2 separate regions of the Homo sapiens genome follow, and region 2 is linked to region 1. A link is a contact called in ENCODE Hi-C or POLR2A ChIA-PET data. All regions are on one chromosome and are shown on one strand. Each heading gives the region's core, a stretch centred on a gene start or an enhancer-like site at or near the end of the contact. The rest is flanking DNA. Distances are from core to core; before and after follow the strand shown.

Region 1 (6,079 bases), core at 1,557-4,056:
CTCCCCAACAACACACACAGCCCCCTGCACCGCCCGCCCCCCGCCCCCACCAAGGCCCCAGCCTCTGGCCATCAGTCCTGGTGCCAGAGCTTTGCGTGAAGTTCGGGCCGCAGAGTGGCCCGCTGGGACTCCCATGTGCTGCCGTCTGATGTGCTCAGATGGGCTCATCGTTGGTTCGTTTTTACTGTATATTTATAGTAATAAAATCATGCAGCAATATCCTGTCTGCTCCTTCCTCCGGGTGCAGCCCTCAGGATTGTGGCTGTTTCCTGACCCGGAGTTTTGCCGCTGGGTGGTTGGCGGTGGCTCCCGCACCGTGGCAGCTCCACGGCCTCTGCCTGGCTTCCCTCTGGGGTCAGGGCAGTGAGCAAGGTGAGGGCTAACGAGAACGGGCAGCTCCCAGCCATCCCTGTCAGGGCTAGTTGTCTGGTTGGAGGGAAGCCACACCCTCCAGATTGGGCTCTCTCGTGAACAGGTGGTTGGGGAGCCCAGGGCCTCCAGGTTTGTGAGTAGTCGCTCCGGTCCCCATCTCTAGTCCTGATCATCTCAAGGCATTTGCTGAGCACCTGCTGTGCGTCAGTGGAGGCAGAAGAGCTGAGGCCCCGGCCCTGGCCCCGGGCGCCTGCCTTCCAGGCAGTGAGATGCCCAGCAGCTAATCAGAATCCTGCCAGGTTTGGTTACTATTAGGAAGAAAGTCAGCATGGTGGTGAGATGAACCCGTACAAGGTCTCATTTAACCGGGTGGCAGGGAGGGCCTCTCTGAGGAGACTTAAACAGCCCTGAGGGCTGAGGAGGAGCTGGCCCTGGAAGAGTGTTCCAGGTGGCAGGAGTGAGCCTGATGTGTCCCCTGGGGACGGAGCCCCTGGCTGGAGTGAAGGGTGCTGGATAGATACTGAAGAGCTTGTAGGGGCTGCTGGAGTGTTTTTATAAGGGGGAGTCAGTTTTAAAAACAGGCTTCCAAGCGGAGAAGCAGTGCTAGCACCCTGCGGCTGGCGTGTGGAGGCCGGACGGTGGGAGCAGGTCTAGCTGCCCATGGTTGTGGGCTCGCAGGCTGGAGCCCGGCCCCAGGCCTCTGCACAGCCCCCGCTCCCCTGCCCAGGGAGTGGCCAGTGCCCCAGGGCACCCACCACACCACTGCCTACCACTCAGGGCCCCAGCTCCTTTGCGTGCAGGTCAAGCTGCCACCATGGCCCTTCTTTGAAGACTGTGAGGGTGGAGGGAAAGCCCGTGTTCTAGCCCATCAGTCCCTGCCCCGAGAAGGCTGCCACCCATGGGCCCTGCAGCTGCTCTGACCTGCCTGGGTCTGGCCCCATCCCAGTGTGGGTAGAGGGGTGCCCAGGGTGTCAGACGGGTGCTTGCATGGGCCAGATGGGCTCCCCCTCTGTACCTCCCAGAAGAGCCAGCGCTTGTATTGATGTCTGGTCTCGGGGAGGGGCTGCAGCAAGGGGAGCCTCTCCTCCTCTGCCCCTGCGTCCCACGGGCCCTGGGCGCTGGCTGGGCTTGGCTGCCTAGGGGTGGGGCCCTCTTTGGGTGAGAGGACCCTTCCCCTCGCTGCCCTCTCGCCTTCTCACATGGTCGCTCACTCTGGAATCTGGACTTCCCCTGCTGCTTGCAGCTGTCCCATGTGACCCCTGACCCACTGGTGGCCACAGGAGGAGAGAGAGGTGCCCTCTCTGGGTCCTTATTCTCCACATCTGAGGCCACCACGGACCTAACAGGTGAGTTTCCAATGCCCACCCTCTCCCTCTCTCTTCTCCTGCCTGCCTCCACTGAAGGCAGCCTTCTCTGTGCCAGCGAGCTCGGCCTCACTGCACGGCTCTCCCGAGGCTGTGCCCCAGCCCTGGGCACCCATGCTGTGAGTGCAGGCAGGGGGGTTCATGTGCTCAGCAAATCCATTCCCCTGGTGGGGAGGAAAGTGGCCCTGGGCCCTGCTGCTGGTGAGGTGAGCCTTGCCATCATGGAGTTCAGGGCACCTCGCTCTGCCTTGGGCTGTTTCGGATGCTTCTGAGCCCCAGAGACATCTCCAGTACAAACACAAGGTAAGTGGTAAGTACCTCAGGCCCTTGTGGAATCGGGATTCTGCCTCTGTCATCAACTGCCAGTTGTACTTAGGCAAGTTATGTCCCTCTCTGAGCTCCAAGTTCCTCATCGTAAATTGGGGAAACCCCTCTTCCCCCCACAGTACCTGGCACAGGGTGCCCGGCTTGGAGGATGCTGGAAAGGTCCAGCCCCGGAATTTAAGTCACTTTCTGCCCAGCAAGCTGGGTCCACAGAGCCCCAGAGCTCCCGGTCGTCCGCCCTGACCCAGCGTGGACTCGGGGACTGGGGCACTCAAGCCCTGCCAAGCCCTGCTCCCCGTGCTGTCCTGGATCGAGCCTGCCAGCAGGGTGGCTAGGTCGGGACAGCTGTCGTGCATGGCAGGCGAAGGCCATCTCCCTCCGGGCTTGGGTCCGGTGGCGCTGGCGGAGCAAGGCTCCGGGGCATCTCTGGCTCGTGTGGTCGTGCCAAGGGTGCCATTGCGGATGGACGGGGCCATGCGGGCCGGGTCGGCCTCCTGGGGAGAAACGGGTGGGCGCAAGGGGATCGGCGCCATCGAGGGTGGAGAAACCGCAGGGAATTTCGGCTGTCCGCTTTGGGGCGCCAAGGAAGATGTTCGTCGCCCACAATGTCAACCTTGAGCCACCACGGCACCGACCAGTCGTCTAGGCTCTCCCGTCGGAGGCGGGGCCGCCGCCCAGGGTGTGCGACTATTGGGTGACGGCTGACGCGCACCGCCCTCCTTTGCACACCGCCCGCAGCACCTCTCGACGACGCACCGCGGCGCTGCGAGGGGCTCGGTCCCGGGGCGCGCCGGCGATTGGCGGGGGAACCGGACCCGGGGGCGCGGCCGCCCGCGGATTGGCGAGGCACGGCGGGGGCGGGCTCGCGCATGCTCTTAAGTGGCAGCGGCGGGGACGGGGTCAGTGCCAAGATGTCGACGGCGGCGGTTCCGGAGCTGAAGCAGATCAGCCGGGTGGAGGCGATGCGCCTAGGGCCGGGCTGGAGCCACTCGTGCCACGCCATGCTGTACGCCGCCAACCCTGGGCAGCTCTTCGGCCGCATCCCCATGCGCTTCTCGGTGCTGGTGAGGACGGGCGAGGGCGCGGGCGAGGGTGCCGGCGCGGGCGGGCCCGGGCGGGGGCGTCCGTCGACCCCGCGGCTGTGACCCGCGCTCCCTTGCAGATGCAGATGCGTTTCGACGGGCTGCTGGGCTTCCCCGGGGGCTTCGTGGACCGGCGCTTCTGGTCGCTGGAGGACGGCCTGAACCGGGTGCTGGGCCTGGGCCTGGGCTGCCTGCGCCTCACCGAGGCCGACTACCTGAGCTCGCACCTGACCGAGGGCCCACACCGCGTCGTGGCGCACCTGTACGCGCGGCAGCTGACGCTGGAGCAGCTGCACGCCGTGGAGATCAGCGCGGTGCACTCGCGCGACCACGGCCTGGAGGTGGGGCCGCCGCCCGGGCCCCGCCCCCCGCCCCGGGGTTTGGCTCTGGCCCCGTGGAAGGCACCGATGGGTAACACGTCTCCTGAGGGTCCCCTGGCCGGGCTGGGTCGGGTGTCGCTGTCTCCAGCAATGGGGTGGGGAGAGGGGTCTGGGGCTGGGAGGCCGGGAAAGGAGGGGCGGGGGTGGGGGCCGGCGCTGGGGCTCCCTCAGGGCTGTGTTACATCCGCCTTGCTGCCTGCCATTGCCAATCCTGGGAGTGGGGGAGTGGGATCGGTGGGGAGGAAGGGATGGGGGAGGAGCGGGGATTGCTTGGGGAGTTGGGAAACTTGAGCACAGCGGGGGTTGTAAAACTTGGGAACCTCATGTTGGGCGTGAAGGCTCTTGGGATTTGTACTTTGTGGTCTGGAAGGGCTGGACTGCGGGTGTTCAGGCTTCGTTGGGTGGACGGGGGGAGCATGGGGTGCGGACCCCGGGGTGGGGTGGCCTGGGTACGAGGGGGGGGAGTGCATGGGGTCAGCCTCCACACTTGCTTGGGGAGGAGGGGGCTGCACTGCTCCGAGGGAGCTGGCTGGCTTCTGCCAGGCCCTGCGTGGGTCTCCCATTAAGTCCTTGGCAAAGCTGGCTGCTCATACCCTGGCCTCATAGCTTCCAGGCCCCTCCTGCTGGAGGTGCCATTGTGTGGCAGGCCTGGCCCCAACCCCTACCTCCTGTCTGCGCAGGTGCTGGGCCTCGTGCGGGTCCCGCTGTACACCCAGAAGGACCGAGTCGGAGGCTTCCCCAACTTCCTGAGCAACGCCTTCGTGAGCACGGCTAAGTGCCAGCTCCTCTTTGCCCTCAAGGTGCTCAACATGATGCCCGAGGAGAAGCTGGTTGAGGCCCTGGCTGCAGCCACCGAGAAGCAGAAGAAGGCCCTGGAGAAGTTGCTCCCGGCCTCCTCTTGAGGGCTGCCTGAGCTGGTGGCACCCTCCCCTGGGCCGGAAGACTGGGAATTCCTGCTAAGTGTGGCTTCTAGAGTGTTTGTGTGTACCCCGCTTCTGACTGCCTAGGGCGAGTGGGCATCCTGTCATCATCTCCACTGTCCCAAGCAGTCACTAGGTGGCGGCCGGGCCAGCTGGAACCCAGCCCATCCTCTCAGGCAGAGCAGGGTGGTCCGGGCACACTGGGCCTGCCTCTCCAGCCTCAGGATGCTCTTGTTTATTCTGGGCTCAGACCCTCCTCTTGTACGTCTCATCACAGCTGGTAGAGACCCAGGAGTGCCTGATTGTCCCACAGGGGTGGCGCACAGCTCTGGGACCACTCAGAAGATGGGATGTGTGGGTGGAGGATGCCTTGTCTCGGTCAGCTCATTCCTGCCTCCTTCCTGAGCCAGTTCAGGGCCTGGGGGAGAGCCAGCTTGGGGTAGGAAGTTAATAATACTGTTAATTTGGGTTGTTGTTGGATTTACTTTGCTAGATTTTCTCTTTCACCACGTGTGAACTGTGGGTGAGGTTTCAAAGTAGCTTCACCCCACGTGGCTTGGTTCCCAGGGACAGTCAGGGCCTCGGGGGCCCAGCTATGTACAACGAAGCTGTCGAAGGAGAAGACAATAAAGTCGCTCCGCAGCTGCTCTGTGTGTTTCTCAGCTGCCCTGTGTGTTTGTTTTGGTTCTGGATGGAACCAGCTCAGGCCCCCTGCCCTAGGTGGGGGAGGGAGGAGCTGCCCCAGCCAGGGGCACGTTTGTTCCCCAGTGTTTACTGGGGGCACTCCCAGCATGAATGCTGTGCCCATCAGCCAGGTTGGGGCGTCTGGGCCGAGACCTTCAGGGCAGGCTCCCCTTCCTGATCCTGGTGGCCCTGGCTGCACCTGGGCTGACCTGCTTTGCTTTGCAAACCCACCATTCCCCACTGTCTGCAAGCAGCTCCAGGGGATGGTGTAGAAGTGCAGGCTTACTGTGCAGAAGGACAGCAGCAGAGCCATCCCTCGTGGTCTCCTACAGCCCCACATCTGGAAAGACTCCAGCGGCATCGTCAGAAAATTTGCACAGCCCATGCCTGGCCCGGTGAGGGAGGCAGTGTGCCCAGCTCCATCTCAGAGCTCGGTGTGAGAGCAGCATGTCCCGGGGGAGGCCCTGTGCTACGGCGGGCTGGGGATGTTCTTGGCTCTCAAAGCCTTATCTTGAGTTGTCTGGGCTCCAGGAGCAAAAGACACACCCCTGAACAGCAGAGGACAGGGCAGTCAGGGTTGCTGCATTGGCCAGTGCCTCATGTCATGTGACCAGAACTGAGCCCTTCACTAGCTGTTCTTAAATTTTATTTTCCAAAAAATGGCATTTTCCAGGTGCCCCAGTCCTCATTCCTAAGGTCCCACCTCAGTTGGCACCTGTGCGTGTATATGGATACACTTTCCCCCCAGGGCCCTGCCTGGTATGGGCCAGGGCAGCCCATGAACTCTGGGCCTCACCACGAGGTTCTGGGTGAGGCCCTCGTCCCGCCTCAGTGCTGGCCCGAGCTGCCGAGCCAGGGCCGCAGCCCCCGTCTTGCCTCTGTCTGCCGGCTGCTCCCGGGGCCTGATCCTCTGGCCCCCACTGGGCCTGGGCTGCACATGGCAGCTACCTGCT
Region 2 (6,079 bases), core at 1,155-3,654, 280 kb after region 1:
TATGATATGATAATTATATTTTAATTTTTTAAAAAAACATTTATTTTTATTTAAACAGTTTTTGGGGTACAGCTTTTTTTTTTAACATGGATAAGGTCTTTAGTGGTGATTTCTGAAATTTTAGTGCACCTGTCACACAAGCAGTGTACACTGTACCCAATGTGTAGTCTTTTATTCCTCACTCCCTCCCAGTCTTCCCCTCCCAAGTCCCCAAAATCCATTATATCATTCTTATGCCTTTGCATCCTCATATATATATATTTTGAGATGGAGTCTCACTCTGTCACCCAGGCTGGAGTACAGTGGTGTGATCTCGGCTCACTGCAACCTCTGCCTCCTGTATTCAAGCGATTCTCCTGCCTCAGCCTCCTGAGTAGCTGGGATTACAGGTGTGTGCCACCATGCCTGGCTAATTTTTGTATTTTTAGTAAATATGGGGTTTCACCATGTTGGCCAGGCTGGTCTCAAACTCCTGACCTCAAGTAATCCGCCCACCTCAGCCTCCCAAAGTCCTGGGATTAGAGGTGTGAGCTACCGCGCCCAGCTTGCGTCCTCATATCTTAGCTCTCACTTATAAGTGAGAACATATGATATTTGGTTTTCCATTCCTGAGTTACTTCATTTAGAATAATGACCTCCAGCTCCATCCAAGTTGCTGCAAAAGACATTATTTTGTCACGCCTGTAATCCTAGCACTTTGGGAGGCGGAGGTGGGCGGATCACAAGGTCAGGAGATCAAGACCATCCTGGCTAACACGGTGAAACCCCGTCTCCACTAAAAGTACAAAAAAATTAGCTGGGCATGGTGGTGGGCGCCTGTAGTCCCAGCTACTTGGGAGGCTGAGGCAGAAGAATGGCGTGAACCCGGGAGGCAGAGCTTGCAGTGAGTCGAGATCATGCCACTGCACTCCAGCCCGGGTGACAGAGCGAAACTCCATCTCAAAAAAAAAAAAAAAAAAAAGACATTATTTTGTTCCTTTTTATGGCTGAGTAGTATTCCGTGGTGTATATATACCACGTTTCTAAAATCCACTTATTGGTTGATGGGCGTTTGGGTTGGCTCCATATTTTTGCAATTGTGAATTGTGCTGCTATAAACATACATGTGTATGTGTCTTTTTCACATAATGACTTCTTTTCCTTTGGGTAGATACCCATATTTCAATTTTTTAAAAAAGAGTTGGAGGAGGTGAGTAGATTGATATCACATCTGTGCTGAGGTCCCCTAGACTTGCAGGGGGAAGGAAAGGGGTTGATAGGGAGACTCCTGAAGAGTATGACAGGCGATGGGGGCACCTTACTCAGTGGCTGCGTAGTGGCCAGGCCCCCAAATCAGGCCTGCAGAATAGAAAAGGGAAGGGAGAGCATTGGGCTGGAAGATGTTGGTGCAGCTTGGATATTCTTTCTGCATTCTTACTGGACGTTTTGGCGTAAGTGGCATTCCAGCTTCCTTTGAATTTGGATGAGGAAGAACAGGAAGGAAGGAAGGAGGGGAGGAGGGATCATCTGTCAAGTGATTAGCAGAAATAGCTTTTTGTACTTTACAGAATCTCACTCATTTTTAAAATTTAAATTTACTTAAATGGTGATGTAGAATGAACCATGTGCCAGGCACTGCTCTAAGCACATTGCATGAGCTGACTCCTTTATTCTTCTGACAAGTAGCAAGGTAGCTACTTTTCTTACTTCCCCTTTTACACACAAAGGAATTAAGGAACTGAGAGCTTGATGATTTTTTCACACAGCTGATGAGAGGCAGAGCAGAGATCCCAACCCAGGCCCCAGAGCCCACTCTCTTAAGGGCGGTGCTATGCTGTTGTTCATTCATTCATCCTGTAAATGTCTATTGAGTGTGGACTATGTGCTAGGCATTTTGCAAAGCACTGCAAATTCAGGGATATCAGCGGCTGATGACCCTATTTCAGTAGTTGTGATGTATGAAGCAATAAAATAGGCCCACCTGAGTGCTAGTTGGGAGGTTCTATGATTATTGCACTTTACAAATGAAAGAGGGGTTACCCAGCCTGGAATTGGGCAAGTCTGGGTGGGAATTCAGGGCTATTTAGCTCCAGCCTCCCATCTCCAGATGCTAATTGTGTCAATATGGATTTTCCAGGATGGGGACCCGTAAGAGGCAGCCCTGCTTGGTCCCTGCCTGCCCCACTGTGGCCCTGCAGCTGTGGGCTCTGGGCTTTGGACCATCTCCTTTTCTGAGCAGGCAGGCTTGGATGTCCTCTCCAGCCACCTGGCAGAAGGGCTGTAACTGAATCCTTCTGTGGCCTTGTGTTCCTGAGAGCACCAAACCATGTGTTTGTTTAGCAGGGAGAGGCTCAGGTCTCATTTGTGGGTGGTCAAGCCAACTGTAGGGACAGGAGCCGGCAGCTGAGGCTCTTAGGCAGGGACAAAACTAGTGGTGTGAGCTGGTTTCCAACACAGAAAGGTCCCGTCAGCTGTTTGATCCCGTAGGACCTTGGGAGGTATGAAAGGCACAGGGGCTGGGCCCTGTTTGGTCTCTGCCAGGGCCTCTCCCAGGGCAGGGTGCCTGCGGCCCACAGTTTCTCAAGGTCACAGCAATGTTTAACAAGGAAAGAAAATAAATGTAATTATTCCAGAATACAAAAAGAAACCTGCAGGCCCAGGTGCAGTGGCTCACGCCTGTAATCCCAGCACTTTGGGAGGCTGAGGCAGGCAGATCCCTTGAGGTCAGGAGTTCGAGACCAGCCTGGCCAACATGGTGAAACCCCATCTCTACTAAAAGTACAAAAATTAGTTGGGTGTGGTGGTGGGTGCCTGTAATCCCAGGTACTTGGGAGGCCGAGGCAGGAGAATCGTTTGAACCCAGGAGGCGGAGGCGGCAGTGAGCTGAGATCGTGCCATTGCACTCCAGCCTAGGCGAAAGAGTGAGACTCCGTCTCAAAAAAAAAAAAAAAAAAAAAAAGGAAAAAAAAAGAAAAGAAAAAGAAACCTGCAGAGTTAAAATGAACACATGCTGAATTAAATGCCTACCAAGGGCAACTTCATGCCAGGCTGTCATCTGGACCTCAACTGTGATGAGCTCATGTATATGTAAATCACGGAAAGTGGATGCATTTTAATGTGTGTGATGTGATTGACATGGGTAGAGCCCAGGACCTGTGAAGGCCTCACAACCATCCTGCGAAGAGAGGTGCTCTATAACCTTCCGGGGCTCCCTGGTCCCTTCTAGGTAAGGTCCCTCTCCACTTGGCAGGCGTTTGAATTTTATTCAGCCAGTGTTTTTATTTTATTTATTTATTTATTATTATTATTTTTGAGATGGAGTCTCTGTCGCTCAGGCTGGAGTACAGTGGCATGATCTCGGCTCACTGCCACCTCCTCCTCTCAGGTTCAAGCAATTCTCATGCCTCAGCCTCCCGAGTAGCTGGGATTACAGGTGCGCACCACCACGCCTGGCTAATTTTTTGCATTTTTAGTAGAGACAGGGTTTCACTATGTTGTCCAGGCTTGTCTTGAACTCCTGGCCTCAAGTGATCCACCTGCCTCGGCCTCCCAAAGTGCTGGGAGGATAGGTGTGAGCCACTGTGCACAGCCTTTATTTTATTTTTTAAAGAAACAAGATCTTGGCCGGGCGCGGTGGCTCACGCCTGTAATCCCAGCACTTTGGGAGGGCGAGACGGGCGGATCACGAGGCCCCGAGATCAAAACCATCCCGGCTAAAACGGTGAAACCCCGTCTCTATTAAAAATACAAAAAAAATTTGCCGGGCGTAACGGCGGGCCCCTGTAATCCCAGCTAACTTGGGAGGCTGAGGCAGGAGAATGGCGTGAACCCGGGAGGCGGAGCTTGCAGTGAGCCGAGATCCCGCGACTGAACTCCAGCCTGGGCGACAGAGTCAGACTCCGTCTCAAAAAAAAAAGGAAAAAAAAGAAACAAGATCTTGCTCTGCCACCCAGGCTGGAGTGCAGTGGCATAATCATAGCTCATTGCAGCCTTGACCTTCTATGCTCAAGCGATTCTCCTGCCTCAGCCACCTGAGTAGCTGGTATTACAGGTACGTGCCACCACACTTGGGTAATTTTCTTTTTTAAAAATATTTATGTATTTATTTTTGAGATGGAGTCTCGCTCTGTCACCCAGGCTGGAGTGCAGTGGTGCAATCTGGGCTCACTGCAAGCTCCGCCTCCTGGGTTCAGGCCATTTTCCTGCCTCAGCCTCCCGAGTAGCTGGAACTACAGGCGCCTGCCACCACGCTCGGCTAATCTTTTGTATTTTTAGTAGAGACGGGTTTCACCGCGTTAGCCAGGATGGTCTCGATCGCTTGACCTCGTGATCTGCCCGCCTTGGCCTCCCAAAGTGCTGGGATTACAGGCGTGAGCCACTGCACCTGGTTAATTTTCTTATTTTATGTAGAGATGAGGTCTCACTATTTTGCCCAGGCTGGTCTCGAAGTCCTGGGCTCAAACAATCCTCCTGCCAGGATTACAGGTGTGAGCCACTTCACCCGACCTCAGCCAGTGTATTTAATATCTTCTCCAAGTCAGATGCAGGAAGGGGATCTTCAGGCAAAGAGGCTGGACCCTCAGAGGTGCCCATGGTCAAGCTGGGGAGACAGACACATTTTCAAATGCATGGGGACTGTCTGAGGAACAAGGGCACAGGGAGGGTCAGAAATGGGTTGAGTATGAGCTGAGGGTATGAACCAGGCTTCCGTCCTGTGTGGGAGTGTCTTGAGTGTTGGGCTGTCCTTCAGAGATCAAGGCACTGTTTGGTTCTAGAAGCAACACAGTGCACCAACCCCATGGTCTGACTGCAAGGGGGTCAAATTGCAGCTTGATCCCTCACAAGCTGTGCGACTATGGGCAAGTGACTTAAACTCTCTGAGTTTTGGCTTCTCCATCTGTCAAATGCGGAGGGTGAGCGCTACCTACTTCATCAGGAGCAGCACACGGTATGCAGTGAGCCCAGTGTATGCCTCGGCTATTGCCATTACTGCAATGATGGTTAGGCTTGGGCAGCTGAAAATTGTCCAAATGTGTCCTTTTGGTACTCATCGGCACCTTTTGGTCATCTGAAATTAAAGGAAAGTTTTCTGCCTGACCAGCCACCCGCTATAAACATTCACCCCAGGAGAAGGCAAGGCAGTTCTCCCGGGGCCTGGAGATGAGGCATTGATTGTCCCTGGAGAGCCCTTGCGCTGGGAGGAGCTGCTTTTCTTGCTCCTGTCATTTTCCCTGCAGCAGGAGGATGAGGTTTGAAAGCAGCAGACAGAACCTGAGGTTGGTTTCTGCCGAGGTCCCTCCATCCCCTTCCCTGCATCCCCTTCTCTGCCATCCAGGGAGGTGAACCTCCTTCTCATGCCCCACCGGCCCCATCCTCAGCCCACCCCGATCCTCACTTCTCCAGGTCCCCTGCTTTGCGAGTTACAGGCCAGTGGGACTCAGCATTTCCAAGCCACCGATGCTTGTGACGTAGCCAGAGATTCTGAGGCAGGACACAGTGATTCAGGGTTGTCGTCTGGGTCAGACAGGCTCATGCGCCAATCCCACCACTCCCCGGCCATGTGCTGCTGGGCGAGTCACTCTGTCTTCCTGAGCCTCAACTTGCTCATCTGTAAAATGGGGAAATGCTAGTTCCCATCTCACCAGGGCATTGTAAGGATGAAGCGAGGCAGTTAACACTTTATAAAGTCCTTAACAACAGTGTCCAACAATCGTGAAAGTCCTCTGATGCTGGACAACTGGCTCTGGGATGGACGCCTTCCAGACGGAGCCTCAGCTCGAATGTCCCCCCGAAACATGTGGCTCTGTCACTGGATACTGGGAGAAGTACCTTCCTTTCCTTTCGAAGTCAGAGAAAGTCATGCCCCAGCAGACCAGCCTCCCCTCCGTGCCTGTTATCTGGGGGCTCCAGACCGGGCCTTTCTAACAAGAGGTTTGTTAGGATGGGAAGTGAGTCAGGAACTCTGGCCTTTGACTGGCTGCGTGTGCTGAGTCTGTGGCTTTATCCCCTCCCTGACACCCTCCTTGAGGCTCTTTGGGCCAAGTGCGTGTTATGTTCTTCTTTGCTGGTTAGCATTGTTAGCGCCAAGGGTGTGCCGAGG

Evidence for each region. A loop is a pair of places that touch in the nucleus more often than their neighbours do. ChIA-PET counts read pairs that join two places held with the same protein, here RNA polymerase II (POLR2A). Pooled maps may share reads with other maps.
Region 2: a pooled map shows a loop between it and region 1 (4-fold over the local background). The contact joins the enhancer-like site here to the promoter of NUDT16L1 in region 1. A Hi-C loop is called at or near these places in 2 of 50 pooled maps. POLR2A ChIA-PET finds 5 or more read pairs at or near these places in 3 of 52 experiments (HCT116, WTC11 and activated CD8-positive, alpha-beta T cell).

The regions. Positions count from the first base shown.
Region 1 is chr16:4,690,756-4,696,834 of GRCh38, forward strand. It overlaps NUDT16L1 (nudix hydrolase 16 like 1), which reads left to right and starts at 2,807. Exons shown (of 3, transcript NM_032349.4): 1 at 2,807-3,124; 2 at 3,223-3,483; 3 at 4,203-5,089. The coding sequence starts at 2,972. The coding sequence ends at 4,424. It overlaps MGRN1 (mahogunin ring finger 1), which reads left to right. Exons shown (of 17, transcript NM_015246.4): 17 at 1-217. ANKS3 (ankyrin repeat and sterile alpha motif domain containing 3) reads right to left here. Exons shown (of 18, transcript NM_133450.4): 18 at 5,756-6,079. RefSeq lists enhancers at 2,378-2,467, 2,719-3,226, 3,227-3,734, 4,337-4,837 and silencers at 2,658-3,017, 3,128-3,627.
Region 2 is chr16:4,974,532-4,980,610 of GRCh38, forward strand. All of the region lies in intron 2 of SEC14L5 (SEC14 like lipid binding 5), which reads left to right. Among named protein-coding and RNA genes, the nearest start is that of SEC14L5, 19 kb to the left of the region's middle. Within about 2 kb of position 2,405, at least 8 of the 41 ENCODE cell types and tissues checked have a DNase peak (open chromatin) inside an H3K27ac peak, as active enhancers do.